Linked DNA regions of Mus musculus: all the other regions are linked to region 1. A link is a loop called in an ENCODE intact Hi-C map of the cell type or tissue named here. Cell type or tissue: heart. All regions are shown on one strand. Region 1 overlaps Gm20755 (predicted gene, 20755). Region 2 has its middle 22 kb from the start of Gm20755. Region 3 overlaps 4930556A17Rik (a long non-coding RNA gene).

Evidence for each region. A loop is a pair of places that touch in the nucleus more often than their neighbours do. Peaks named below come from ENCODE experiments on the same cell type or tissue, not always from the same donor. Only the 100,000 strongest peaks of a DNase experiment are listed, where the experiment ranks them.
Region 2: it touches region 1 in a loop (3-fold over the local background); 4 of 42 quality-filtered maps call a loop at or near these places.
Region 3: a loop joins it to region 1, with 2.3 times the contacts of the local background. A loop is called at or near these places in 2 of 42 quality-filtered maps.

Annotation. Positions count from the first base shown.
Region 1 is chr3:37,931,692-37,939,691 of GRCm38, reverse strand. It overlaps Gm20755 (predicted gene, 20755), which reads right to left. Exons shown (of 4, transcript NR_040559.1): 2 at 4,248-4,336. Among named protein-coding and RNA genes, the nearest start is that of Gm20755, 37 kb to the right of the region's middle. In heart, no CTCF peak of the experiment used is centred here; DNase peaks (open chromatin) are centred at 1,521, 1,871, 4,181 and 4,681; H3K27ac peaks cover 365 bases.
Region 2 is chr3:37,872,353-37,880,352 of GRCm38, reverse strand. No RefSeq gene overlaps it. Among named protein-coding and RNA genes, the nearest start is that of Gm20755, 22 kb to the left of the region's middle. In heart, a CTCF peak has its summit at 4,436; DNase peaks (open chromatin) are centred at 3,792, 4,542, 4,872 and 5,342; H3K27ac peaks cover 2,288 bases.
Region 3 is chr3:37,842,043-37,850,042 of GRCm38, reverse strand. It overlaps 4930556A17Rik (a long non-coding RNA gene), which reads right to left. Exons shown (of 3, transcript XR_880780.3): 3 at 1,743-1,939. Among named protein-coding and RNA genes, the nearest start is that of 4930556A17Rik, 18 kb to the right of the region's middle. In heart, no CTCF peak of the experiment used is centred here; DNase peaks (open chromatin) are centred at 3,172, 3,652, 4,532 and 5,142.

The DNA.
Region 1 (8,000 bases):
TGAAGAAATGATATTTGAGAAAATATGTTAATTAGCCTGATTTGATCAACTCCCAATGTATGGACACATTTAAACATCTCATAATACTCCATAAATATGTATAAGTATCAATCAATTTAAAATAACATAAAACAAAAAAGGCAGCTTTTAAGTAATAAAGCCACATTTTTTTTTCTACAGGCCTAGTAAATACTCCTCTGCAACGAAAATACACAACCACCAAAAAGTTCAGAGTTCCTCTGTGGAGCTTCCCTGAATGTCAAAAGCAGAACTGAAGAAATATGGAGAGGTCCCAGAAATCTCAGCACTGTCTCTGAAGCAGAAAGAGCAGGTGGATTCAGAAAACCCATGACTGCTTCTGCTCTGATCTTCCCAAGTTCCATCAGTCAGCAGGGAAGGGCAAGAGAATGGATGGGCACACAGGGACACAGACGCACGCACGCACGCACGCACGCACACACGCGCACGCGCAGATGCATCTCTCCTGCCTATCCCACACCTGCAATGTGAGGGTTGAGTGTCTCTCTTCCCCACCACACTTGGCAGATAGAAGAAAGAATTCCCATGCACTCCCAAGAGCAAGTAACCTCGTCATCTAGTAACCTCTTAGGTTAGAAAACACAATTCCCTTGGATACTTTGAAAGGTTCAAGTGCTAGGAACACCAAACAAGCCTGCCCTTTGCCTTAGAACAACATTCCTTAAGTCTCATAATTACCCATGGGTCCAGTATCCTGTGGTTTAAGGCCCATCATCCTGTGGGTGGGCTAGCTGGAGAATGACCAGTCATCCAGTAATAATTTTTAAGTGTGATATGAGATATGAAAGAGGCAGAAAGTATGAACCCCAAACTGAAGATGCATTTAATTACTGGGATAAAGGAAGAGAAAGATGATAAACTGAACCTCCCAGAGTACAACCCCCATGTGCACCTTGACAGACAAATAGGAATCCACTAGGAGAAGGCTGGTAACACCATCCCTTAGTAAGGGAAGGCCACAGAGAATGCAGAGGCATCTGACTGTGCTTCAAAAAGTCTGGACACAGAATCTGATTTATAGAAACTAATTTCATTCAAGAGTCTTTTAAAGCAAGGAAGCATTTGTATAGTGCCACAGAGTTCCAAAGACCTAGAGAGAGGCATTTCAAACCAGTTAATCGTGAGCTGCTTCAGGAATTCTTCCTCAATCATTAACAAACACTGTCTGCGTCACTCATTTTTGGCTGGTTTCCAGCTATCCTATCTTAGAAGTCTTGGCCCTTGAAATCCGAAGTTAAGCATTTATATCTAGAACTTAAGGACCAAAACTATTTCTGCTTCTAGGTCATTAAAATTTTTAGAATACTAGGCCATTCTCCAGAAGCCTGTTTCTGTTTGGTAGACTGCCATCCAGGAATGTGCTCCCAGTCGGAATTCACAGGGGAAATGAGCCTACACTCACATTAAGGGAATCTATTTCCTCTAAAAGGGAAAAATAGGACAGAAATCGTTTTTCCAACTTGATGAAAAATTCATCCTATCAGGAGTTCATGGACAGAATGGGCAAACAGAAAACTTCTTGCATGCCAGAGGGCAGGATGCTCTGGCTTTGGAGGATGGAAATTGCTCTACCTGGGAAAGGCTGGTCCCCACAGTTCTGAAAGTCTATTCCTGGGAGCTGCTGCCTGTCTTCTGAAATGTTAACTTCCCCTGGGGCTCTTTGTTTTGTTATGTTGGCTTGTCTCCTCTCCTGTACCCCAGTCCTCCACTCACCCACCTCCTCCCCACCCCACACTACAACTTATAGGCTAAAAGTTTGGACTGAGGACTGACGGGTGAACTTATCTGGAACCATGTCTAAGTATAAGATGAACGTCACCTCAGCACCCTGTATAATTATGGTATTTAGCCAGCAATGTTGAACAGGGGCTCAAACCCATCAGGTTCTGGTTAATCTGCCTTCAGTGGCCACAGCTGGCCAACCGGAAGAAGACAATTGAGGAATAATGTTGTTATGTCTTAATAAAGATTACTGGTGTCTGAGGCAAGACCAATGTGCGGTGAACTTCTGGCTTTGCAGGCTCTGTGGAGAGGATGCAGGGGTGTGTCGCTTCGTTTGTTTGCTTGTTTTTGCTTCATGCTGTGCTGACTCTTGGCTTCTCCTTAGCTGAGTTTCCCAGTCTCCCTGAGCTTCCCATCCCCTCCCCCCTCGGAATGCATTAACTCCTAGGATGCAGATGCTAACTTTGTTAGGCATCTTCGATCAGCGCTTGACTTTTACATTAGAGTTTGAATTCTACCTCATCAGAGCTTGGCTATGACTTGAGACAATAGGTTATCCATACTCCAGCAGAAAGACTTGACAAGGAACACACAAGCACACACACACACACACACACACACACACACACACACACAAACATACAATAGATGGCGTGTGTGGCAGCTCAAGCTCTTTATCCAGTGCATTAAGATGACTTAGGAAGTTGGGGGTGGGGGGAATTCCATCCCTCATATAGACATGCAATAATAGTCTAATAATCTAATCTAACAAGTTTGACCCCCAGTAGGAAATAGTCAAAAAAGGACTTTCATGGAAACTGTGAAAAGATAAAGAAACAGTATGGTGGCCAGGAGAGTACACTTAGGAGTCAGTCCCTACTCAGCCACTCATCAGACATGTGACCTTGGGCAAATTCTGTGATGTTACCCTGCCTAGAAGTTCGCTTTAAGAAGGGGGATGCTACTGACAGAAACTGCCAGGCATCGGTCTCATAAGGATTAAAGGGATTATTAGCTCATCAGCAGTCCTTAGAATGGTGCCTAGTATTCAATAACCCGGAGAGAGGCTAGAGAGATGGCTCAGTGGTTAAGAATCCTTCCGGATCTCGAAGGGGACCTGATTTCAGTTGCCATGACTCATGTCAAGCATCTCACAGCCACCTGTAATTCCAGCTTCAGGGAAACTGACATGAGCTTCTGGGCTCCACTGGGCACCTACACTCATGGGCATGTACCTCCCAACCCCCTCCACATGTGTGATTTGAAATAAAACAAAATAAAATAAACAGCTGGATATTAATGCTGTTGAGTGGTCACTAAATACAGCCTGCAAAATCCCCGGCTCCAAATTCTTGCGTTAGATCCTTGACTTGAGGCTATTAACATTTAACCAGAGGATCGTAAATAAACTGAACTATGGTTAAACCCATCCTGTTAATGTGTCTGTTCCTGAGAAAATACAAACGCACATAAAAATGGAATGTCTTGGACCGTGTCTGGGAGGGAGGGATGAGCAATGAAAAGACGAGATGATTTGCTAAGGCTGCCGAGGCCGGACACAAACGTTTCTGGGCTCATCCTTGGTCCATGCCAGCACAGCTCTTAAAGCACAGGACTGAAATGACCTGCCTCCCACAGAGGAAGTGATTTTAGGGTCCAGGTTTCTGAGCATACTTTGGCATTCACGTCCTGGCTCCTGTTCTGATTCTTCTTCCTTCGTAATTACATGCCCGCTGTCAGCGCACCCAGCAATGATCCTTAATTACCTCCTCTTAATTACATACCTGCCGCCAAGGTGTGCCAGTTCCCCTTTGCCGTCCTCAGTCAGTTGGTCGATATTAGCCAGAAAGACGCACAGCAGCCCCAGGAAGGCTCCCTAGGAGCCTGTGGGTAGGAGGACAAGCTGGGGGATGTGTGTGTTTAATTGTCTTTCTTTTCTGGTTTTACTTTAAATGCTAGAACTTTCTCAGCCATGTTACAATGTGGTTTTGTTTTTGTTTTATGACTCGTCTGACTTTTTAAAAGATAACACAGGCAAAAGCCTCAGGGTACTTTCTAGATGTCCGATGCGTATTTGTTTATAGCATTCCAAAATATCATACATAGAGTTAGGTATTTCCACTGACTTTCTAACATCTTCCTCTTTTTATTGGCTGGAGATCAACTATAAAAGTCAGCACACACCAAAATACAGAGCTTCCTTTTAAATACAGAGAGAGAGAGAGAGAGAGGGAGAGAGAGAGAGAGAGAGAGAGAGAGAGAGAGAGAGAGAGAGAGAGAGAGAGAGAGAGAGAGAACTACAATTGTGACGTGCATTGTAATCTAAATGAAATTCCACCCCAGCAGCTGTTCTCCCAGAACAGACTTGTCCCTGATGACGCCCAGGTCTCAGGCCCAGAGCTGAACAGGAAGCTGGCTTAAGAATGGATGCACCTTTGAAAGTGGCAACCTGCCAATTGGAAGACAAACGTCCCCTTTCAACTGACCTCCGGTTGTGACAGTGTGCATACTTGGGGTACATTGACTATTCAGGGTATTGGAGAGGGTGGTTTCTGCCATCTGCTGAATTCTGCCTCTAGATAGGGAAGGAAAAAAGTATAAGAAATTAAATCACTGTAGGAAATATTAAAAAGTCGGGCTTTTTAAAACACATCGTTATGAAAACAAAACCTCCCTGAGACCCTGCTCTCTGGGTTGTGTGCATGTTTTTAGCTGTGTTTTCCTTTCAGTAACTTTCATTGCCTCTTGTGTTTCCATTACCAGTGGGCTTCCTAACATCTGTTTTCCATTTTTATTTCATTTCCACTTGTGACCTTTGGCCTAATCTTTGTGTTTGGAAAAACACAGGAATTAAAGTTGACATTATCTCCTCTGCTCTCTCCAAGCTGCAAGCACACGGCTTTAACCTTGTGTCGAAGGCAGTATTTACAGCCAGAGAATCAATGTGTTGCCGAAGGGAGGAAGTTACACAACGTGCAAGTCAGAGAGAGCAACCTGTAGTGTGGTGTTCTGTCTGTCAGGGTTTCTGGCATCTGAACGTCTATTCTAAGTCTGTGTCTGCTATTCAAAATTACACCAAACATTCTAGAAAAGGCCAGGTGCAGTTCCTTCCATAATGACAGTGACATGTCTTGTCTCTAGGATGGTGATGGATGGGTGGATAATCAGAAGATCTAAACCAACTAAAAGAGAGAGATGATGCAAAATATTAAAATTAGAAAGGAAAAGAGAGATTGTAGTAGACATTGATGGAATCTCAGAGGGTCAATGTGACATATTTTAAAAACATATCACATTAGTCAAGTTTCCCTAAAGAAGGAGCCTAATGGAATGTGTAGATATTACAAAAGGGATATATTAGATTGGCTCACACAGTATGCTCTCTCCACAAGGCTGGATGCCCCAGGAGTATCAATCTGGCACTGACTGCATGAAGGGTTCCTGGGAAGCCATGGCTCTTTAGTCCATGTTAGAGACCAAAGAAGCTGGTTCTGACGCCAGCAAAGGATAGTGGCAGCTATGACAGAGCCAGGGCAGGAGCTCTCAGCATGGAAAGAAGGTAGACAGGCACCTAAAGGCTCCACTCAGAGGAAACCTCCTCTCATCTCGGTTACCCCTTCCAGGAAATTCCCTCAGAGACCCACACAGAGGACTGTCTCTTAGCTGGTTCCAGATCCAGTCAAGTGAACATTGATTAGACATCACATGTACTTTCTGATCAATTGGAAAAATCCAGAAGAAATGGAAAAACTCTTAGACACATATGACCTACTACAGTAAAACCAAGGGACTATAAGTAACCTGAACAGTTAAGTAGCAAGCGAAACTGAAGCAATAAGAAAAGGTCTCCCAAGTTTATACACACACACACACACACACACACACACACACACACACACACACACACACACATCAGGCCCAGATGGATTCACCACTGTTTCTCAAGCTACTGCTTAAACTAGAAACAGAAAGAACATTACCAAACTCATTTTATGAAGGTAACTTTACCTTGGGACCAAAACTAGATAGGGATAAAATGGTGGGTTGGGGCTAGAGATTGAAGAAAGGAAAGAAAAAGAGGAAGGAGGGGGAAGGAGGGAAGCGTGGTGGGAAGGAGAGGAGAATCACAGGAGAAATCTCCCTCTTAGTCATAGATGCAGAAACTCTCAAATACTTTCAAAGTGAATTCATCTACATATCTAAAAGATTATTCACTGATACCAAGTAAGCTTCATTCCAGGAATACAAGGACAACTCAAGATGTCCAAAAGAATACTTAGTAGACTCAAAGACAGAAATTGCATGATCTTCTCAGTAGGTACAGAAAAAAAAATCCCCTCATGATAAAATCCCAGAAGAAACTAGGAATAAAAGTAATGTTTCTCAACATAATAAAAGTTTCATAAGACAACATACTTACTACATGCTACAGTCAACATTTACTACTCGGCAGAGGAAAACACGAAGTCAGCAGGATATAAAGTCAACATTCAAAGCCCAGGAGTTTCTCGACATATCATGCTGAGAAAGAGTCAGGAAAGAATCCCATTCACAAATAACAGCTTGAAAAAAATAAAATTAACTATCTAGGGATAAACCCAATCAAAGAAGGGAAAAACATGTGTGCTGGAAATATTTAAACACTGTGGGAGGGAAAATAAGGAGGGGCTGGGGAGACAGCTCATTGGAGAATGAGCTTGCTATAAAACAGGCATTCAGACCAGAGTTCAGATCCCTCATCCTCACGTACAGTCCTGGAATATTGGCATGCATCTATGACCCCAGTACTGGGGCAGCAGAAACACATGGATCTCTGAAGCCTATTGCCCAGCCAGGCTACATAAATCAATGAGTTCCAGGTTAAGTGACAGACTATCTCAAAAAAATTAAGGTGAAAAGTAACTGAAAAAGGCACGTGGCATTGATCTTTGGCATTCACGTGCACGAACGCCCCCGCGCGCACACGCGCGCGCGCACACACACACACACACACACACACACACACACACACACATGAACACAAACACACATGAACAAACTTACTTATGCATTCACACATACACATGCCAGTACATATACCACATACAAAAAAAATGAATACAATTTTCTAGAAGATAGAAAGGCCTCCCATATTCATGGGATGGTAGAAATTATAATGTAGTAAAAAAGACCAAAATCCATTTGTAGATTTAGTGCAATCCTCATGAAAATTTTAGTCATGTTCTTCTAATAGGAAAAAAAAAGCAACAAACAAACAAACTTAAAATCCACTTAGTTCCACAAAATACCTTGGATAGGCAAAGTGATCCTCAGCACAATGAACACTGCTGGAGGCACCAGGTACCAGTTCTCAGAGTAAGCTATGAAGTGGCATAAAAGTGGCATAATGTTGGTCCAGAAGCCCATAGAACAAAGGAACACAGGGATCCAGAAGAAAACCCACACAGCCCAAGTTACCCAGTTCTTGACAAGGACACCAAAAGCGTGTAAGGCAGAGACTGCATCTCTCCAGGAGCAGAGCAGGGGGAGCTGCACATCTGCATGGAGGAGGCTGGAAACACCTTTCACCCCCATGGAAGCCAACTCAGGATAGATCAAAGACCTCCTCATTTAAATGAATCTGTAATGAAGAGATAAGAAGGATGGAGGACCAGGGCTGCACTTACACTGTGGGGAGAGGTTGAACCATGTTATTGTCCAAGGCCTGAGCTTCCACTGGAGACCATGTTGATGTGCATGACCTATACTGATGTTGAGACTGTGTTGATGTCCCTGGGCCAGGCAGCAACTGGGGACCATGTTGGTGTCTGTGCCCTGAGTTGCCATGAAAGCAATGTTGATGTCTGTGTCCTATGCTGCCCCTAAGAGCTATGCTTGTGTCTGTGGCCCAAGCTGTGGCAGAGGATGGGATTGATCTCCAAGGTCTGTACTGCCACCAAAAACCATGCTAAGGACCACAGTGATGTTCATGGGCTGTGATGCCTCTGGGGGCTGTGCAGGAATAGCCTGGTTGCTAAGTGAAGCCATGGTGATGCTTGTATACAAGTCTGTGCTGCCACCTGAGACTGTGCTGCTGTCTATGGTCCAGGCTGCCACCAGGACCATTGTGTGTCTGTGGCAGAAACCATGCTGTGGTCCATGACACATCCTGACACCAAAGGCCAGGTTAGATGTGCCTGGTCCATGCTGTCACCATGTGGAAGTTCATGGTTCATACTTCTGCTGACTGTAAAAGACAA
Region 2 (8,000 bases), 59 kb after region 1:
GAATGAAGGCTAGACAGCCCAGAGACCCAAGATAATCAGGACCATATATATATATATGTGTGTGTGTGTGTGTGTGTGTGTGTATCCTCACATAATTGTCATCAGAGAGGCTTCATCCAGCAACTGATGGAAACAGATATAGAGAGCCACACCCAAACACAAACATTAGGCAGAGCTCAGGGAATCCTGTAGGAAAGGCAGAAGAAAGATTGTAAAAACCAGAGGAGACAAGGACACACACACACACACACACACACACACACACACACACACACACACACACACACAGGCAAAAACCCCACAGGAACAACTAACTTAGGCTCATAAGGGCTCACAGAACCTGAACTGACAATCAGGGAGCCTCTATGGCCAGATTTAGGCCTTCTACACATACCTTATGATTGTGTAGCTTGGTCTCTGTGTGGGACCACTAACAGGGTCTGTCTCTGATTCTTTCGCCTGTTTGGGGGATCCTTTTTCCCCTACTGTGTTGCCGCATACAGTCTTAATATGAGGGGAGGGGCCCAGTCTTATCGTAACTCAATATGCCATGTTTGGTTAATATCCACGGGAGACCTGACCTTTTCTGAAGAGGAGTGGTTGGGGGTGGGGTGGGGATGGGAGTGAGCATAGGGTGAGAGACTGTGTTCCAGGTGTAATATATGAGAGAAGACTAAATTTAAAAATAATAATTTTGTTTATGAGACAGAGCTTTTTGATACTTGTGGCATCGTGTAAACAAGAAGAGCTGCAGATTTTAAGATACCTCAGAATCCAGAATTTTTTAAATTTGAAGATGTCCAACCTATAATAAGATAAATATTTTGTTTTTAAAGTATAATTAGAATATATAAGTAAAATGAAAAGGTAACCCATTTATTGCTCAAGGGTCTGGTACGAAGTTCCTGCTCCATTGATTTGGAAGCACTCATGTACATAACACTGTGCCATGTTTGGCATTCAGAGGACAGTCCGCCATGGACACAGTTCCAGATCCATGATTCTGCTTTCACGGGGAAGTGGTTGAGATACAGACCCCGTCTCTGGAGACAGAAGCCAAGGTGACTGCAAAAGTAATGAGTGGCTAAGAGGATCTGGCATCAGCTGGTGGGTCAGAGGTCACAGGGTATGAATGACAGGAATTCGGACAGGAGGTGGACAATGATGAAGCTGAGAGGAGCCATTCTAAAGCACAAATACTTGGGTTAAAGGCATGATCTGGGGGCAAATACCCACCAGGCCCTCATTCCATGTAGAATTCACCCCGAAGTGTCTGATGGGCAGGATGTGAGCCCACGCTGAGCAAATGTTCCCCCAGGATAAGCCTTGTCTTTCCTAGGTAGATCTTTTCTTTACTCTGTTTTTCTCCCTGATCTATCTAAATGTGCCTGCTCTGCTCTCCAACCCTGCAATGGCCTCTCCTGAGGTGACAGGATAGTTACAAATTAATATGAGAGGGAAGTATTAATAAAATTCAACTCCTCACTCCCTAAAATACTGTCAAGAAAAACCTCAGGAAGCTTTGCTGGAGTGTTCTAGAACTCAGCACTCAAAGTAAGCTCGATTTGTGACTTAAAAATTATCTAACCAAAGTATTTACTTCCTAAAACACGAACTAAGACACTGAATAATGATAGTAAAATTTATTGTTCGTATTTATGGAGAACATTAACTCAATTGTAGTACAATCTGAAACTGTATCATTATTTACTTTGATAATCAAATACCTGCCTGGAAGAATTACACCTTTAAAGATATAGTGACTATATGATACCCATCCAATGAGGAAAAAACAGTGATATTAACACTGTCACCATGAGTAAAGGCCACAGTTGCTCTGACAGAGTAGCTATGACTCTTTCTGATGCAAGGAAACCAGCCAGCACGATGTCACGGGGTCACACTGCAAAAATGAAACGTAGAGGCACTTTTCCTTCTGGAGTTGTCTTCAAAGCGTGATAGTGCAGTAGATAGAGTTAGATAGACGCCAATCTCTCAGAATGTAACGGTTTCGCTTTCCATCCTTTGGTAAGTGAACATAGCTGGCACTCACTCTCCATACTAAAAGCAACTGCACATCAGAGGTGAGGGTAGCAACTCAAGCACAGAACCGAAGGTCTCAGTGTCCCTAGGCTGTCCACATGCTTGCTCTCTAATTAACAACTTCCAGGCTGTTACAAAACTGTGCTCATCCCTCTTCTCAAGTCAAACGGACATGGCTGGGAGGTCTCTGGGATGAACATCTGAGATGTGAGCAGGGACTCCTTCCGAGGACCCTGTGAACTTGAAAGTCACCACCCTCTTGCCCTTGGAGGATACAAATGAGAAGACCCTTGTCACAAGCATGCATCATCTCTGTCTCTACAGTGCCTGTGCTCTCCACAGACAGTATCTTTTAGGAACTGAAGGCCCTGATGGGTAAGGGCATAGCCCCTGCTACTAGCTGAAGAGGCTCTGTTGTTTCCGTTTGTTGTCTGTCTTGCTAGATGTTAAAGTCCCACATCCCCAAATACAAACCACGGATATTGGAACAGGGAAAGAGAAGCGGGCACAGAGATCTGATGGACAGCAAGCTCTGCAGACATGCACAGCCTCTGACCTAGAAACTCTACTCGTGAAAATGGGGGTTATGACAAGAGCCAGTGTACAATTCAGTGAAACTTCACAATGTAGTAACTTATTGGAGAGGAAAATTGTCCTCAAGCACCCAACACAACTAAAGATGAGCAAATATTGTAATATATAAGATGGACCGATTTACTGTGCCACCAAAAGCAGTATGGCAGATATATTGTTTACCTTGAAAATGTTCATCTCACATTGATAGGTGTGGTGTCTGAAACTGGCCCTTGGGAGGCTGAGGCAGGAGGAATTATATGAGTTTGAGGATGGTTTAAGCTACACAGTGAGTTTCAGACCAGCTTGAGAGGCAGAACAAGACCCTGTCCTAAATAAGAGCAGCAACAATAGAAGGGGGGATAAGACAGGAGGAGGAGGAAGAAGGGAGAGAGGGAGCAAGCGTGCGAGAGGGAGGGCAGACATGTAAATCTACATGTATATGAAAATATAGCGGTTTCCTGTGATTCTGCAGGCCTGAAGATCCCTGAGCACTGACTGCTCTTACTGAGGACCTGGGTTCATTTGCTAGAACCCTCAGATGTACACATGGTGAACACACAGACATGGAAGTAAAAAATCATACACACAAAAGTTTTATGTGTGATCCAGCATGCAGTTACAAACATATATACATAAAAGTATATACTGATTCCCTCTAACAAGTCAGACTGTAAAATTGCTTTCTTATGCAATTAGCCTCATCTTACTTACATCATTAAACTCTTTCTTTTATTTATTTATTTATTTATTATATATCTAAGCACAATGTAGCTGTCTTCAAACACACCAGAAGAGGGTGTCAGATCTTGTTACAGATGGTTGTGAGCCACCATGTGGTGCTGGGAATTGAATTCAGGACCTTGGAAGAGGAGTCGGTGCCCTTAATCGCTGAGCCATCTCTCCAGCCCCCATTAAACTCTTTCAAATTTTAAATTTTGAGCTAATAAAAGACAAAGTGGAAGGAGTTTTCTTCTTGTTCTTTCTACTGTAGTTTAAAACACAGAGAATTAAAACAGTTGCTATTCAAATCAAAGCAGTAAGTAACAACACTGAATCCACGTAAACGAAGCTGCGTCTGATGTACCGGAAGTAGAGAACATGTACCACGCCACAGAGAGCATCACAGGGCCCCCGAGAATTAGAATCACATATCTGACTTTCTGGCCACACTCCTGGGAGATCTTGTGCAATCACAGCAATCGTTCCCATATCCATCAGTTCAGGTCAGAAGAGAAACTGGGTTCACTTTCAACTCTAATGTCCTATCAGCACATTCTTACTGTGGGGTTCACCTTCGACACCCTCAACCACAGAAGAGCCCACACCAGGATGTCTGCTGCTCTTCCTCCAAGGGCCCAGTCTGCACAGACTATTGGAGGGGCCTCTGTGCCTCCTCCTGCCGCCTTGAGAGCGTGTTTACACACTGATCGTCAACAGACACAGTGTCTCCAAAACAAGAAGGACAATGACACAGGCGTCACTTGTCTCTGTATATTCACATAAATAACCAGTGTGTGTCTGACAAGAAGAAAACATGAAGCTGATTCCACTGGCATGCAGAGCTGTTCCTGAAGACCAGCCCCCTTGTCTCCCACAACAGCCACTGATGATCTAATTATGTCTTCCCCTGTGTGTTGGGATGTCTTTAAAGTACTTCCCGACAAGTAAGCAACTAACAAGAAAGCCATGTTCCTTCCCATTTAGGTCAGATTTCCCAGTCTCACCAATGGCCCCTGTAGCCAGGGAGAGGGCTTTTCTCACATATGTTCCATGCTGCCTGTTTTCCTGCCCTAGACAGGCAGATGGAGCAAGGCACGACAGTCCCTTATGGGGCTGACAGATGGGCAGAGAGGGTCGCTCCACTCATGTGTTCTCACACACTGTGGACATCCTGTTTATCTGGCTAGCCTGCTCAGGACTGGCCTTGGTATATCAGCACATTACTGACAGCTGGGAAGATCTCCAGAGGAGCATGCCTTTCCTGTGACAAGCATCCCAAACAGCAACAGGAGCATGTGTCTCTCCACCACGGCCACAGAAAGTAGAGCACACTGGATTTGTGGGCTCTGAGGACAATCACCCACAGGTCCTGCCACACTCTGGGCTGTGCCATCCAGCACACTCTTGCACCTGTATGTCTGGGCACTTTGGGAAGGTCAGGGTGGCAGGCTCCCACCTCCACAGCCTCAGAGGTTACAGCCCTTCCTTCTAGGCCCTGTGTCAGAGCAAAGGAATGTCTCTCAGCCTGATCGAGGCCCTGTGGGATCTGTTGAAAATGCAGGACAGCTGTGGGCCTTGGCGAGGCCGTCTGTGAATGTATGAGACTTGGACACAATTCAAAGCCAGAAATAACTGCAGGACTCAAGCCTGACTCTTGTTTCTCTCTCTCTCTCTCTCTTTCTCTCTCTCTCCCTCTCTCTCTCTCTCTCTCTCTCTCTCTCTCTCTCTCTCTCTTCCTCCTTCCCTCCTTTACTCCCTCTTTCTCTCCCCACCCTCATCAGTGTGTGTGTGTGTGTGTGTGTGTGTGTGCGTGCATGCGTGCGCATGTGTGAATATAAGAGAGAGAGAGAGATCACTCATTCCTTACACTCTGGAGCTGGATCGCAGTCTCATCTCCAACGGTTTCCTGTGCTCTTCATGGCAAAGAATTGTGGGTAACACATTCTCCTTCCATGTGAAAAGCAGCAGCAGGGTTGGGGTGAGCAATAAACCACTTTCCATGATGCTGAAGAACAGGAAATTGAGGAAGAGCCTTTTCCAGGATCCAGCTGGAAGCTGGGAAGCCGCCTAAGGCACACTCTTGTTTGGAAGTCCTCTTCAGGAGCATAGCCAGGTGCTCAGAGGGCTTGGGGAAGCTCTTGTCTTCTCCAGTCAGCTTCCTGTTAAACGGTCCAACTATGACTCTAAGGGTTTGAGCCCTCGACTCTGAGGTCCTTCACCATTTACCTTACAGCAAGAATAATCAGGGAAGGAGCCGACAGTTGGGACATCACTCCAAGACTGCTCCTACAAAGCCAGGTGACTGACACACTACAGAGCTGACTCCAGCCTCAGAAACTGGACTCTAGACATTTTGGCTTCAATAGTACCTGGAGATTCAAATATGCCGTGACAAGACTTGTAAGTGAGGAAATAGCATAGGACACTTGTCACTGTTGCCTGTGTTGAAATTGCTGCCTTTGGGCACAATCAAGTTTTGCTAGCTAACCCCAAGTACAGAGTTGGCTTTGTGTCAGTGTTGACAAGATACTGTGTGTATGAGTGTGTGTGTGTGTGTGTGTGTGTGTGTGTGTGTGTGTGTGTGTAAGAGAGAGAGAGAGAGAGAGAGAGAGAGAGAACCAGGCCCTCATACATCTTAGACAAATTCTCTACCACCCACCTACACACTTGCCCCAATATACTGGCTAAATATTCTGTACTTTAGCCATGATAACTTTCCTAGATGGGGCCTTAAAACTAAAGAATTGTTGGTGCAATTAATATCGTGTTGCTGATATATTAAAATGAATTAAACACACACACACACATATATGACAGGAGAAACCATTCGAAAGGAGAAAGAATTTCCTACAGAGAATTGTACAGATGACATGGGGCCCCTCATGAGCTAAAGGAGATGCCTGGGAGTATAGAAGCACAGAAAGAATTGCTGTGTCTCCACAACCCACAGAACTGGAAGCAGCGTCCCTGACGAGGCTCTCTGGGAGGCCACAGGTGCTCTGCTCATGAGCATTTCCCTCACATGATGACCAGTATTATACTGTGATCCTAGAGGAACATGAGTGGGAGAACGCATTAACTCACTGCATCCCACCAAGTCAAACATGCTTGACAGCGGACTTCTGTCCCACTGTGGGATATTAGGCATCCACCCACAGACATCAGTAGGGACAAAGTGGTTCTCATCCAATACAAATCCTTCTCCCCTTCCCCAGCACCACAGACAGCAGACACTTGCTTTCCTACCTCTTTGCAGCTCAAGTGACCTGCCTTCCTGTGATTCAGGGAGGTCACAGATGCAAAGGAAGAAATGCAACCTGCTTACTGTCATCCTAAGAAGCGGACCTCATCCTCTCAATGACCTTGACTGCCATCTCTAGCCCAGATTCTGTGCTTTAGATCATTTTTCTTAAAGTGCATTCCAAAACTGTATCAGATTTGGGATCCATAAACCTATAACATTATTGGCCTCCAGGTAAGAGAATTCTTCACACAAAATTCACACAAACAGAAATCCTCCTTGACTCTCCTCTCCTCGGCCACCACTCTGTCGTGGGATTGCTCAAGGAATCCTAGATAATTTTCCCCTTGGCATCATTTAGCAATGAGTCAACCTTGGGACCACCTTTTCCCAGACTCATTGCTTCATAAGAAAAGGTCACAGTACAGACTCCCTTTTCTCTGTCACCCGGCAAAGTTTGCCTGCAAAATACTGCGCCTTAAAAGCTTTAAGCAGGATGTAAAAGGTAGAGATGAACCCATGAATGATTGGCACTGAGAAAAAGCCAAAAGTGGCAGGAGGAATTACTAAGACTAATGACAGGAAGACTGTCCCCTCCTGACAACTCAATAAGACTAAGGGGTGAAGGGTCACATGTCTGGCTAAAATGGTTGTTCTTTTCTCTAGAGGCTAATGTCTAGTTGTGCAAAGATTCATTTAATACACTTACTTTTATTTTTAACTACATAATTATTTATTGATGCCTTTCTCCTGCAAAAGTGTACAGGTTTTATGTGTTGGTCTTTATTCCCTATTTGAACTCTACCATTTAGAACATAGCTTTTAGAGCCAAGTATCAAAAATTACTTCTTCAGACAATGGATGGATGGATGGAACAATCGATCGATTGATGGACAGACAGACAGATGGGCATCACCCTTAGAAGCCCCCACTCTACTCTTGGTCCCAACTAAAATAAGTAAAGAAAGCTGTTTTATTCCCTCCCCCATGGAGGCTACAGAATGCATTGTTCAAGTAGCTTTTTGTTTGTAATTATAAACAAAACTGATATTAGCAATGAAAAGAACAATTTTTGAAGTTCCAATGCATTTTCTATAGCAATCAGATTAATACAGCATATAAAAAAACCAGGGAGAAATGAAAAAGAGGCAAATTCAGAATCCCTCTGAAATTCTCCCTTTCAGATGTTTTTAATCAAGTTATTGCCATAAGTTCCCTTTCTCCAGGCCAGGTCTGCACTAAGCCTGATTACTGAAATCATACACCATGGCAAAGTAAGGCCATACAGACGTGTGCTAGTCAGGGCTCTCCAAAGAAACAGAACTCATGGAATAGATGCGTGTATATGACTTACTACACTGTGGTTGTAAGTTTGGAGAGGCCAAGAATCGCATAGCTGCTCAGCCAGTGAAACAGGCAC
Region 3 (8,000 bases), 90 kb after region 1:
TATTAAGGATCCCACTAAAACAAACCAACAAAACACTGTACAAAAAGCAAGTTCCTCACAGGTGAGAATCCCAGAATTGACAAATCAATGACCGTCAGATCATGTTCTACACACTAGTGATGAACTCTCTGGAGAGGAAGTAGAGAAAGAATACGTGAAAACAATGAAGACTTGGAGTTGAGCCTATCTATTCCGGTGAGAGACATACACATTGAAAACTAGAAAACACTGATGAAAAATAGTTTAAAAGACATAAGTAAAGATATACTATGCTGTGTTCTAAGCTAACTGCGGAGCTGGTATAATCCTTATCCAATTGGGGTGTGTGTGTGTGTCAGTATGTGAGGGTGTGGGTGTGTCTCTGTTCTTGTGTGTATGTACAAGTCTTGGCAGATGACCTCAAAGGTCAGAAGAGCATGTCAGATCCCATGTAACTGGGAGTTCAAGTGCTTGTGAGCCTCCTGATGTGAGTGCTGGGAATGAAACCTGGTTCTACTGCAAGAAAAGCAATGACTCTTAGCCTCTGAGCCATCCCTCCAGTCTTGGGGAAAAGTAAATTTCAAGTTTCTATGGAGTCACAAAGAATCCTGTAAAGCCCCAAAATCTTAGAAGAAAATAAAGACACGTCAGCATCCCCTGATTTTTTTATATCAAAATATTCAGCCATCCCAGACGAGACACCCTAGTCATTAAAGCGTCCTAGAGTGCTACAGGATTAAGCCCACAGGCAAATAGTCAACTGACTGCAGCAGGAATACCAAAAATACACAATCAGTAAAGAAGACTCAGCAAATGGTGATGGCACAACCAGATGTCCACATGCAAAAGACCAGAGTTGGAGGCATCTCACACCACACAGAAAAAGAAAACTAAGTGCTAAGCTGTAAAATTCTAGTTTGTCCTGACAGTGATTTTGCCAGTGACACCAAAAGTATGCACACCAGCGGCAGACATAACTGGTGGGACCACATCAGACCAGCAAGCTTCTTCACAGCAAAGGAGGGAACAAGCCTCGACAGCCTGCAGCCCAGCATATAGTCACAGCTTACATATGGTACAGAACCACTCTCCCAATTCAAACCCTTCTCCTGCCTCTCTACGCCAATTATTCCAGTAGCCCAATTTGCAAATGGCTCATGAATCTGAACAGACATCTCTTCAAAGAAACAAGTGAGTCTATGAAAAGATGTTCGATATCAGAAAGATACAACCAGAGCCACAGAGCCTGACACTGCTGACTTCCAAATCAGGTGACTGACAGGGACACCGAGGCATAGAAGTGTAATAGTTCAAGGTTAAAGTGACTGCCATTTAATCTTCTGGTTAGAATGATGGTGTTTTAACCAATAAAGCACAGAACAGAAAGTAAACTTGGATGGAATCGCATTCTCAGACTCTTTCATGATCGTGTAATTTTCGGGTACAGCAAAATGGCTCAGCAGATAAAGGTGCTTGTCATGCAAGCCTTGGAGACCTGAGTTCAGTCACTGGCACACATTGTCCCCACCGTGAGGCTAAGCAAAATAAACCTCTCCTCCCCCAGAAAGTTTGTGTCAAGCACTTGATCTCAGCGATGATCAAACTAAATAACATGGCCGATACTTCAGATATGAGGCTCTGAGTAACATCTAATGGGCCCATCTCTGTTAGCTAGTCTGGCATTTGTTACTATTAACTGCCTTTGTGTTCTAGATCAGGAGAGTTTGGAAATGTGGAAAATACAACGTCAAGAACAAAAGCCCTGACCCACATCAAGTGTGGTAGGTTTAATATCAAAACAGAAGGAAGTATAATGTCGAGAGCCAATCAAGTCTATGGGCTACGGAGATTAAAGAAAATGTGACATTAAGCCAGGCCCCTTGGTGATGGGACCTGAGCTGCTGACATGCTTCCATCCAGGGCTCTGCGCATGTGTCTCACTCACTCTTTGCAGCTGCATCTAGAGGAAAAGAAGAAAGACAATATTAATTTTATTTTTTCTCTCTGCTTCATAAGAAAAAAATGCTTGACCCATAGTAGTCATATTTTATAAAATCTCAAGAGAAATATGTGCCAGGAAATTAGACTTTATGAGAAGTTAATAAGTAGGTAGAAACATACAGAAGGTCCTGTTTATGTTATATGAATAGGCCATTTTTAGCATCCTTTAATAAGACAAAGGTTCAACTGAAAGAAGCCACTAGCATGTGTGCCTAACAGCAATAGGCACATAGTTTGTCTGTAATAAATGGTACCTGTTAGAGTTAGATCTCCACTATTAAACAGTTACCAGAGGTCATGGACTGTGTTCACCAAGCATGTAAATGAAGTTTGGTGATAAACTTGGTGTAATTAAACATTGTAAGTTCAAACGGTAATTTGTTTCCCAGTTTCTCAAGTCTTGTGGCAATAGATTTCCTGGTCTTTGATCCACAGAAGTCAGGCACGGCTGTAATCAGGATTAAGCATAACACACTTGTTACAATAGGGTTGGCGATGACTCTATGGGTAACTGCACCAGCACCAAGACTGACAGCCTGAATTTAATTCCCAGGATCTACATGATGGAAGGAGATAACCCACTCTTCTGACCTACAAACACACACGCACACACACACAAACACACACACACACACACACACACACAAGCGTGAACATCATGAACCAACCTCCCCCCCTTCATCTATCTTCAGCCAAACATCCTTCAGCCATTCCTGCCAACCTGTGCCCTTTTCCCTGAGTATCTCACTTCTTCCTGATCTCAGGCTGCTCCAGAGACATAATACAGTGAGAGTTACACACACACACACACACACACACACACACACACACACACACACACACACACACCATAAGGAGGAGTATTCCTTACCAAGAGACAACTCTCACAATCAATCACATTATCTAACCTGTCCACAATTTACTCCAAAATAAATGAAGAGCTGAGGGCCTTACTGAGATGGCTCTCAGGAGAAGTCATGACAAGCCTCCGTGAGAACGGTTCACACATTCATCTCTGGGGGACCAAGGCCCAGCTGTAGCCACATCACGGTAGGGCATGGTCTTCTTTCACTATGACTCCACACAAGTGACCCTCAGTGACCAGCAGATTGCAGATAGAAAGCTCCAGTGGCTAGCTGAGCCTGGCACCAAGCCTTTTACTCCCCTTACAAATATTAAACACCTTCCATGACTAGTGGCATTCTCAGACAGCTCCCACACAGCTGTAGCCAGCTGGGCTCAGCTGCAACTGGTCACAGAGTAAGGACCAGATGAGCCTTGTCCACTGAAAACGTGCAGACAGCAGAGCCCTGCACTGCTGAGAAAGCCATGGACCAAGAGGACCAAGAGGAGAGAGTGCATCTGAGGTACCCACATGCCCCTGCTCACATCCTGTAGAGCAGGTAGTCCCCAGAAACAGTGACTTTCTTGTGGCCTTGTTTTTCAGGGTTTCTTCTCAGTGAGGGAACATTTAGGAGGCACTGTGCTGTCCTTAGTTGCTTGTCTCTTTTTCCTCCATCCTAGGCTGTAAAACAGTCATGGAGAGTTAGGGCTCTGGAAAGTGACTTAACAGCTGTAGCTGCTAAGGCCAAGGGATGGAGCTTGCACAACAAGAGAAGGGCAAACTTTTCAACCCTCAGAAAACTGCTTAACATCTTAGAGCTAACACTGTCTTCCCAGTCTCCCATGTACAAGAAGACCTGACGACAACCTTAGGTCACAGTGCAAGTCCTGAGCCAAACAGAAAGTGGCTGCATGTCTTTGAGGTAAAGGCAGGAACAAGTCTGCCCACGTACTTCAATCCTGTTCTGCAGCAGGGTTGAGGTGACCTGTGTCCTGTGTGTTCCTGTCCATCTTTCCTGCTTCCACCCTGGGTCACACACACACACACACACACACACACACACACACACCTCTGTCAGTGAAACCTATAGATCATGTTTAAAGCGTCTAGAAACAGTAATTGAAGAACAGGAAAGACCCCTAATGTAAGGACTATTTAGATTGAAGAGTGTCTGTTAAAAGTGTCATCTCTACAGGCAACTCAAGATGCAGCCTCCTGTTTAACCACACAGACAGGATCACAGGGGGAAATTACCTCAACACGTTCCTATGAGAGCTCGGGCATGCCTCTGTCTTGACTCACTTTTTCCCAGTGTGCCTAAGTCCACTGAAGGTTTCTAAAGAGCTCCACAAAGTCTTGCCTCAGGCGCTGCCACCTGCTAACCATTTCGAGAGACAGTTCCATGCCCTGTTTGCAAGCCTACGTTTTCATTACTGAGAGCCAGTGCTCAGAGCATGGCAAAACAGTTTAGTTCATGATACCTCTAAAGATTATTTCCCACTGACAAATTTGGCCCCTGTCCAGAGGATCAGGAAGCTTCTGGAAGGAGTCTGCCTCAGGTTTGCCAAGTCTCCCCTGCTGGGCTAAAGACACCTATTAAAACTCCAGAAAGAGCAAACCTCAGGAGACCATGAAGCAGGGACTGTGGTCCCAAGCGTTTCGAAGTTTGAAATTAATCTGGCCTCCACTCCCTAAGTTCCAGTGCCAGAGGGAGTTTGTTTTGCAACTGTGAATTTCTCACTGTGAGACACATGGGTCCTGGTGAGATCACACAGTGTAACTGTGGCACTTCAGTGAAGCCAGCCAAGTTCAAATCCACTTGGCTTTCCTCTTCTCCCAACATCCTTAGTTCGCACCCGCAACCGTGGCACTAAGAGGTGTTTGTGCAACTCGGAAGTGAGTCTGAAGAATAGGTTCCATTGAAGACGTGCTCGTACTGGACTGAAAATTATAGACTTACAAGGCTTCAGGGAGACAGGAGTGAGAGTCATCTGTGGTTGAAACCCAATAGTCGTTCCTGCCTGGTCTGTGATTTTCTACAGTAATGGGAGTTTAGTCAGGAATTGGGCCATCTGAAACACTCTTACCTCCTAGTGTTTTTGAAGCCAGCTGTAGCCGTTTGTCTAACTTCTGGATATGAACTAAAATGATACTTACAATCTATGACACATGTTCTCAAAAGACAACTCCTTCCTTCTTCCATTCCCCGGAAACTGCTATACTAGAGCTCTCCAGGATTCATGGCCACTTCATGGTCCTATAAATAGAGGCTGTGTATGATGGAGCACCAAGCCAGGGGATTCATGTATCAGCCTTCACACTAGCTTTTTATTTCTTCTCTCTGGGCACGCAGCAAAACAAAAATATCTCCTCCTGAGCTTCAGAGCTATTCTCGCCCAGCTCCTCTCCGGATGTATCATCCAACTCCATCTTCACTGGGCCTCCACTGAAAATGTTTCCAGATGCAATTTGGTTCTGTTTGTTTATTTGTTTTCTCAACTATCTCCATGGCTATTAACTGTAAAAATAGTCTACATCTGTCATTGATTTTTAAACGTCTGCATATTTATTTTCCAGGCAGAAGAAAACGAAGTGCTTTTTCCTCTTCCTCGCTTTGTTATTTACTCTCTGGCCATGTGTCTCTGTTCTTTCATCCAGTCTGGAACCCTGGGAGATCTCGTCCATCTGCAGGATTAACATTCACGCAAACAGCCAGAGTGTGTGCGAAACACAGCATTCCCACCGCCGCCACAGTGTCCTCGGAAAACTTTTTTTTTTAAAATATCAGCTTAAGTACAAAGCCTTTGAATGGTTAAGTGGGATCCAACCCAACAGTCTAGGCTCACTAAAAACTTACTGAGGACAAAAGGCAACAGCTTACAGAAGAGTGTGTGTCAGTGTGAAGAGATAGCATCGTGGAAGATCATTCATGGTCAAACAATGTTTGTTATGTGCACACATACATACTTGCTTGTGTGCACACACACTCATGTATACCATACCAGATCAAAAATGGCTTCTGTTGTGTGTACTTCTTAATAACTATTGGCAGAAGTCATCAGCAAAGCTTCCTGGTCTACGCTGTATTCATCTGTTTATCTTTTCTGTCCTCCTTCTAAATCACCAGAGAGAGAGAGAGAGAGAGAGAGAGAGAGAGAGAGAGAGAGAGAGAGAGAGAGAAGTAGAGAGACCCTAAGAGTGTATTAAGTAGAGAAGGATCTTTTCCATACTCCCAACCCAAGAGACTGTCACACATGAACATGGCCTCTGCCCCTCAAGAACAGTACCTCAACCCAGCGATACGAGATCATTCCACAAAGTAAACAAAGGACTTTTTCCTCTTCTTCACATTACTAACTCTCCTGTCATGTCTGCTTCAGTTGGTCTATGTAGTCTGGAAGCCCTGGAGATCTCTCCCTTCAGCAGGCTCCTCTTTCTTACTGCCGTACTACTCAGTACTACCTTGAATGACAGAACAGTTAGAAAGAGTCGGGCTTTAAAGCTGAAGACTATTAGTTAAGGAAGTAAACCCACCCCTTTAATAATCCTCTCCCTCTCCCCTCTCCCCTCTCCCCTCCTCCCTCCCTTTTCTCCCATGCTGTCTGAAACACAGCAATATTTAAAATTCATGCAAAAGTGGGTGAAGGTGTCTGTGATGAGGGTTGTCAAGTGGAAACCACAAGGCTGAGTCTGGGTGTGGCCAGTTGAAGGTCAGCCTTTGCATCTGGAAATGAAGCCTTTGGAGTAGGTCGTTTCTAGGCTCTCTTGGTGAACTAACATTTTATTAGTCTGTTATTATGAGTCTTTGTCAAAATAATTTAAAAATACATCGTTATTTTTTCTTACTCAAAATCTGGAGACGATGGCATATTTGTATTCACGTCTTTGGCGTATGACTCACTAGTCGAGTGACTTTTGTCAAGTCTAAGTATATTAGCATTCATCTACACACAGTCACCAGTGCTTCTGAGAAAATCATTTAACATGTGGGGACAGAACTCCCACCAAAGGATTGGATTTGTTTCTCAGTTCCATGATTTTATGATTCTCCAAAAATGGATTGCTGAGTTTAATACATAATAGAATTTCTGTTTGTGGGGGGGAAACAGTGGTTCTGAGATAAGGTCTCATGAATCCCAGGCTGGCCTCGCGACTTGTTACATAGCCGAGAACTTTGAATTTCTGATCTTCTGGCCTCCACCTCCCAGGCTCTGGGACTATAGGTATGTATTGTTGCTTTCATTCTCTGCAATGCTGGTGTTGGAGCCAAGGCCACAAACTGAGATTCTAGCATCCTGGTTTAGCTATGCAAAGTGAAGTATAGACCAATCTAAGGACTTTTACAAGGACCCAAGGTTATCAGAAGGGTCAGCAGTGTTGGTCCCTGTTGAAACTGTGACAAGCACAGTCTAAATGACTTTTCTGTCTTCCAGACAGGAACATATCTGTGTTGTATGTGGTTCTTTGACATAAAAAGCTTGTTCCCTTGAAATACCAGCCATCTAACTTGCCCCTATTAAGAATGGCTGAACCAACACAGACTATTCTCTAACAGTACATATTGTAAATCAAATCCGAGTCCCTGGGTGCCTATTGTCCAAGAAATATATGAAGGATGAGTGATCAGAATAAGTGTGTGTGGGGGTTGGGGGGAGAATCAGTCTGAAATTCTTGAACAAATAAGGAGAGTCGCTTGGAGCAGGAACTAAATTGGATTGAACCTTATGTTTGGTTTCTTCAGCCAAAGTCTTAATCACGCATACCAAAACAAAAGCCTGATACAGAGCGAGCCAGGAGAGCTCGTGCTGCAAGCTTGAAGCATGCTACAGCCCAAAGCTGATCTTCACCAGATCAGAAATTAATCTCTAACAATGCATGCGACGGCTGGCCTTGCCTTGCTGCACTAATGTCAAAGGTAACCATGCTATTTGCAGAGAACCTTAATTACATACATTTAATTTTCCAGTCAAGAGATCAGCTCATTTGAAGGTTTATTGCCTAAACATCTACTACATCCCGTATGATGTGTATGTTATGTTATTAGAAACCAATCTACAGGGCAGAATCTTGCTATGTGCTCACCATGAAGCCAGTCCCATAGAAAGGTGTAAAGGACCCACTTTCTGTCATCCTAGATAATGACGAATTAATTGGTCAGTTGACAACTGGAACACCA